Linked DNA regions of Homo sapiens: region 2 is linked to region 1. Evidence: chromatin contacts called from ENCODE Hi-C or POLR2A ChIA-PET data. All regions are on one chromosome and are shown on one strand. The core of a region is the stretch at or near the end of the contact, and the rest is flanking DNA. Distances in the headings are between cores, read along the strand shown. Region 1 holds the start of TMEM87B (transmembrane protein 87B). Region 2 overlaps FBLN7 (fibulin 7).

What was found. Hi-C counts contacts between places; a loop is a spot of excess contacts on that map. ChIA-PET counts read pairs that join two places held with the same protein, here RNA polymerase II (POLR2A). Pooled maps may share reads with other maps.
Region 2: a loop to region 1 is called in a map of OCI-LY7, with 2.4 times the contacts of the local background. The contact joins the enhancer-like site here to the promoter of TMEM87B in region 1. A Hi-C loop is called at or near these places in 2 of 168 maps with a recorded cell type or tissue (OCI-LY7 and cardiac septum) and 5 of 50 pooled maps. POLR2A ChIA-PET finds 5 or more read pairs at or near these places in 3 of 52 experiments (CD4-positive, alpha-beta memory T cell, activated naive CD4-positive, alpha-beta T cell and naive thymus-derived CD8-positive, alpha-beta T cell).

What each region holds. Positions count from the first base shown.
Region 1 is chr2:112,053,418-112,056,527 of GRCh38, reverse strand. TMEM87B (transmembrane protein 87B) reads right to left here and starts at 1,259. Exons shown (of 19, transcript NM_032824.3): 1 at 772-1,259. The coding sequence starts at 936. RefSeq lists enhancers at 118-457, 488-557 and silencers at 1,288-2,017, 2,218-2,267.
Region 2 is chr2:112,155,254-112,158,507 of GRCh38, reverse strand. All of the region lies in intron 1 of FBLN7 (fibulin 7), which reads right to left. Among named protein-coding and RNA genes, the nearest start is that of FBLN7, 18 kb to the right of the region's middle. RefSeq lists an enhancer at 1,141-1,970. Within about 2 kb of position 1,632, at least 4 of the 41 ENCODE cell types and tissues checked have a DNase peak (open chromatin) inside an H3K27ac peak, as active enhancers do.

The DNA.
Region 1 (3,110 bases), core at 10-2,509:
TGCAAGACTTTCCATAATTCTGCCCCTGCATCTCTCCCACATCATCTCCTCTAATTACCAGACGCCAAGTTTTCTAATAGCCTGCCTTGGAAAGAAGAGTTTCCACCCACTCATGCCTCCAGATTCGCCTTTCAAGCACTCCCTAATCACAAGTCCCGCCCCACCTACACACACACTCTCTCTCCCGGAACTGTGACAGGAACTGTAGAGAAATTCAGGAACTCAAGAAGAGAGAAATAGAGGTAGGGTGACTACTGCACGTTTCCCCCTCATTTAAATTTTTTCTTTCTTTTTTTTTTTTAAGGAAGCGGCAGACCCGCTTTCTAAGTTTATGCAGAAACTGAAGCGCTGGCAAGTCCTCCCTGCGGCCTCAGGGGTGTGGCCCACTGTGGCTGCATCCGGACAGGAAGAGTCGAATCCCAAAGATGCTGCTAGATGTGCCGAGAGATTCCTGATCCAGCCAAAACATGTCAGAGCAGAATGAGGGCCACGGCGTCGGGCATGGTGACCCTCAGTAACAGTCCGAGCGCTCGGACCCGAGGGCCGTCCCATGCGCAATCCTGACGGCTCTTGCCTGCAGCCCAGGTCGGGCCGGAGGAGGGGCCGCTCCCCGCTCCCCGGCTGTAACAGACAAAAGGCTCAGGGAGGGTATCAGGGGACCCGGTGCTGACCCGGCAGAGGCAGGGTGAACAAGCCCGGGGTCAAGCGAAGCCGCACGACGGCCCTGACGGCCCGAGACGTGCCACGCCTGGGTCCCGACACTCCACTTACGTCGTTGACTGTCTCTAACCAGAGCCCGAGCTCAGGGACCGCGCGCACAGCCGCCGGGGTCCAGCACAGGAGGCAGAGGGCGACGCGCAGCAGCGGGGCCCGGGCGGGAAAGCAGCGGCGGCGGCGTGGCAGGAGCCCGGCTACCGAGCGGCAGGCGGCGACCATCTTGACCAGGAAGCTGCACCTGGCGCTCCGAGACGCCTGCCACACCCGCACCTGGTGCAGCACCGCCCCAGGCAGGCGGGTCCGAATCCGGGACGCGGGGCTCGGACTCGGGTGTGGAGGAGGGGCTCGCGCTTGGGCCTGGGCGGAGAGGCGCCGTGCAGTTCTGGGAAACCCGGCCAGGACCGGGAGGCAGGGCTTAGGGCTCTGAGCCGGGCCCGAGCGTGCAGCTGGGAGATGCCTGGAAGGCAGAGATAGGAGCCAGGATGTGGAGTTGGCGGCGAGACGTGGAGGCTGGGCTCAGGGCCTAGCGTGGGCGTGAAGATAGAAGAGGAGCCGGAACGTGCAAGGGAGGGCTGGCAGCCCGAGCGCGGAGGCGGGGCCGGGTAGGGAGGCGCCGCCGGAGTGTGGAGACGAGGCGGGGCTCGGGAGTGTGGGGGCGGGGTGGGAGGCGTGGCTCGGGGCCAAGCTGGGTGTGGGGACAGGGCAGGGTTGGAGGCGGGCTCGGGACTGTGGAGGCGGGGCGGGGCTCGGGACCAGGGCGGAGTGCGGAGGCAGGGTGCCCCAGGAAGGAAGAGCTTGGGGCCAGGCCGAGCGTGGAGGCGGGGCCGTGTGGAGGCGGGGCCGTGTGGAGGCGGGGCCGTGTGGAGGCGGGGCCGTGTGGAGGCGGGGCCGTGTGGAGGCGGGGCCGTGTGGAGGCGGGGCCGTGTGGAGGCGGGGCCGTGTGGAGGCGGGGCCGTGTGGAGGCGGGGCCGTGTGGAGGCGGGGCGGGGCTCGGGACCAGGCCGGAGTGCGGAGACAGAGTGCCCCAGGAAGGAAGAGCTTGGGGCCAGGCCGAGCGTGGAGGCGGGGCCGCGTGGAGGCGGGGCCGTGTGGTGGCGGGGCCGTGTGGAGGCGGGGCGGGGCTCGGGACCAGGCCGGAGTGCGGAGACAGAGTGCCCCAGGAAGGAAGAGCTTGGGGCCAGGCCGAGCGTGGAGGCGGGGCCGCGTGGAGGCGGGGCCGCGTGGAGGCGGGGCCGGGATTTGGAGGCAAGACCCGGCGGGGAGGCGGAGCCTGAGCGTAAAGGCGGGGCTGGTCAGGGAGATGGGGTCGGAGTGGGGAGGCGGAGTTGAGGACCAGGCAGTAGTGTGGAGACGGGGCTGGACGAGAAGGGCTTGGGGTTAGGCCGTAGTGGGGAGGCCAGGTTGGGCGAGGAAGCAGGGCTTGGAGCAAGCCCTAGTACGGAGACGGGACTGGGCGGGGAGGCGTGGCCTGAGTGAGGAGACGGGCCTGAGTGGGGAGGCGGGGCCTGAGTGGGGAGGCGGGGCCTGTCTGGGAGATGAGGCGCAGTGGGGAGGCGGGGCTCGCCGCCAGCGAGCGCGAGTGTCAAGGTCCTGGAGTCGAATGCCTAGTAAGTGCTACGGTTGGAGTGCAGTCTAGAGTTCTGTTCCCAGGGTGTCTCCATTTCTTGCGTCTTCTACACTTACCCCTGCCTCGACCCTCTCAGCTGTATGGAAACCGTTCTTTAAATTCAGGGAATGTGCCAGGAAAGTGCTTTGAGGCCAAGGCCAGTTGAACACAAGGCATTGTGTTGTGAAGGTTAACGTTAATAGGACAGTTAATACTTTTCAGAACAAGTAGTTACTTGACTGGCTTAAAGCTCAGAGGGGTCAGGGCTTGGATCCGTCTTATTGTGTACCTTCCCTTGCATTTTCGGCTGTAAGCTGAATACATGTTTTGCTGTCAAAGAGAATTAGTTCATTCATTATCAAATGTAAATAATATCCAGCAAGGGAATAGAATCCTGTGCTAATATTGTTATTAACGTAGAATAAGATCGATTTATAGTCCAAAGGCCTTGGCTGCTTTACCAGTCACCAGTAATTATTGAGGACCTACTATACACTAGAGATTGCATGTGCATCTTCCCAGTAAGCAACGTGATCAGTTCTGTTTAGGTCAGAATAACTGTAACAGGACCACAGGGGAACATCCACCAGAGATTTAGGAAGTAAGTGAGGGACAGAAGGAGAGAACAATACATGAAATTTAAGTTCTACAAGAAGAGTTAAGGGCGAGTTACCTGTGGGAGTGAGGGGTAAGTCTGAAATCGTTTTAGTTACGAGAGAACTGGAGGAATGGAAAGATCTTCCAGATGACTGGATGTTGGTGTGAGACGGAGAGTGGCAAAGCTGGG
Region 2 (3,254 bases), core at 383-2,882, 100 kb before region 1:
GCCGAGACTGCACCACTGCACTCCAGGCTGGGCAACAGAGCAAGACTCTGTCTCAAAATAATAAATAAAATAAAATAAAATAATTAAAAACAAAAAAATTAGCCGAGCCCGGTGATGTATGCCTGTAGTGCCAGCTACTTGGAAGGCTGAGGTGGGATGATTGCCTGAGCCTGGGAGGGAGGTTGCAGTGAGCTGCAATCACATCACTGCACTCCAGCCTGGATAACATTGAAACCCTATCTCAAAAACAACAACAACAACAAAACCAAACTAAATATTTCCAATCTCAACTGCCTTTAAGAACCAGGACAGGCTGGGCACGGTGGCTCACGCCTGTAATCCCAGCACTTTGGGAGGCCGAGGCGGGCGGATCACAAGGTCAGGAGATCGAGACCATCCTGGCTAACACGGTGAAACCCCATCTCTACTAAAAATACAAAAAATTATCCGGGTGAGGTGGCGGGTGCCTGTAGTCCCACCTACTCAGGAGGCTGAGGCAGGAGAATGGCGTGAACCCCGGGGGGCAGAGCCTGCAGTGAGCCGAGATCGCGCCACTGCACTCCAACCTGGGCGACAGCGAGACTCCGTCTCAAAAAAAAAAAAAAGAACCAAAGAACCAGGACAGGCTGGGTGCGGTGGCTCACGCCTGTAATCCTAGCACTTTGGGATCACTTGCATCCAGGAGTTCAAGACCACCCTGGGCAACAGACTGAGACCCTGTCTCTACAAAAAATAAAAAATTAGCTGGGCATGGTGGTGCTCGCCTGTAGGCAGGAAGATCACTTGAGCCTGGGAGGTTGAGGCTGCAGTGAGTCATGATTGCACAACTGTACTCAGCTTTGGTGACAGAGTGAGACCCTGCCTCAAAAAAATTAATTACCTAATTAAGAAAAAGAGCCAGGACATGAAAAATAGTAAAGGAGGGGTGAATCAAGTGGGGAGGGATGGGACCTCGGCCTTGTGGAGCAAGCAGGTCTCTACTAAGGCCATTCACATTCACTGGGGGCTGTGTGTTACAACAGCACAGCCTGGACTCTGCTGCCTGCACAGGAGACAGGAGACACATCAAGACGATGATGGTTATCTTTAGGGATAGGCTTATGGATTATGTTTTAATTTAATTTAATTTTTTTTTAATGAGATAGAGTCTCACTCTATCACCCAGGCTGGAGTGCAATGGCACAATCTCAACTCGCTGCAACCTCCACCTCCCGGGTTCAAGTGATTCTCATGCCTCAGCCTCCCTAGTAGCTGGGATTACAGGTGCCCACCGCCATGCCCCGCTAATTTTTGTATTTTTAGTAGAGACGGGGCTTCGCCATGTTGCCCAGGCTGGTCTCGAACTCCTGACTTCAGGTGATCTGCCTGCCTTGGCCTCCCAAAGCGCTGGGATTACAGGTGTGAGCCACCGCACCCAGTCTTAATTTTATTTTTTCTACTTAATTTTTTTTCTACTGAGTATTGGTTTTATAATTCAAAAAAACTCTCTAAAATACAGTGGAACAGTAAAGTGGCAGGGAGGTGTGTGGCCCCCACAGCCAGGGTGGCTTCCAGCCTCACCAACGAAGCACCACAACCACAACCACCACCACCACCGCGGTGGGAATGGAGCCACTGCCGCTCTCCCAGGGAGGCTGCCAGGCCTCTGCACCGTGGAGATTTCACCAAACAGATGACTCACTGGCCAGACTGAATGGATGCTTTTGACACAGTTGAATCCCCAGTTGCCCCTGGAATTCGTTAATCCCGGGGGCTCCTGGGCCTCCACCATACCCAGGGCCTGACCAGGCACAGCCCCAAACGCAATTGCTCGGAAGAGAAGTTTGGTTTGTTTTCCTTCCTCCTCCCACGTTGTGGTCCCTCCCACGCAGGTCCTGGGGCACTCAGGAGCGACCTCCTGCAACCCCGTACCTGCCCAGCACCGTGCAGCCCTGCCACCCAAACCTGATTTCCCACACCCACGTCCCCTTCCTTAAAAAAGGGGGGCTCTGCTTTTATAGATGACTTCATGGTTTATATGTCAATTGCATTTGTGTACTTCAGTCTACAAAGAGCTTCTTCGCTGTAACAAAGAATAGTTCAGCTACTGGCCGGCAGCAACCCCGTGGAGAAACGGGGCTTGTCTCCATTTCATAGAGAAAGATATGGAGGCTGAAAGTCAAACACCTTCCCCCAAATCATGGGGCTTAGGAGCAGTAGAGCCAGGCCAGGAAGTCTGACTCCCACCCAGCCCCGCCGGCCACCCCAATGGACTGCCTCCTTTGTTCTCACAGGCTCCTGTGTGGTGAATGATCTTATTGATGAATTTGCACTAGGGATTGATAGGACTGAGCCCAAATGCCCCACAGTAGATTTCTCACTCCCGTGCAAAGTTCAGGTTGGGCACCTGGGCAGCGGGGGCAGGAAGCGTGAAGGGAAGGTGGAGGAGACGTCCTTGCCCACATCCAGCCAGGCGAACAGCTGCCTCCTGCGCTACGAGCTGGCCAGGCCCTGACAGCTGAAAGTGGGTTCGCGGAGCCGCAGCTGCCCCGGGTACATGGAGGGCTCAGTTTTGAAGCCGGGAGAAATCTGTGCCAAAGGCTGCGCTGGGAAGGGCAAGCATACTGCCAGGAACCTGGGGTGATGGCCTGGGGCTCCAGGAAGTAAAGGAAGCAGGGGAGTGTGTGTGGAGGGACAGGGTCTTGTCTTCTACTTGGCCGCTGGGCAGCCAAGTATTTCTAACCCCAGTGCTGCTGGCTCCAGGCACAACTGCCCTCTGCTTCCGGTGCCACTTCCTGCTCCGTGGGCAACAGGCGCCAGCTGCTTTCTCCCCGGTGCTCATTGAGGGTGAGATGTGCCCAGCTTGCCAGTTACCACGGAAAAACCTTAAACATCTTCAAGACCAAGCAAACCAAGGCTGCATCTCCGTCCCAGGCGGGGAGGGAGACAGGAAGGCTCCAGGCTGACTTGCCGAGGGAAGGTGAGGAGGCTGTGGCCCATCCCAGCCTCCAACCTCTCTGGGGTGAGGCTGATGAAACAGAGCGTGGTACAAGGAAGCATCTTGCTGCTCTCGGCAAGCCAGCATGCCGGGGCTGGGGCCAGGGAGCCCGAGAAGCAGAGAGTATCCGTGCCTTTGACATGAGGTTTGAGGGTCTGAGCTGCAGCTGCTCCTAACAGGGCAGGTCCTGGATGCCATGCTCATCTGTCACCTGAGTTGGTATAGGCACAGGCATCACCGAGCTCCTTTGCAAAGCTAGATGATGAAGCTGGAATCC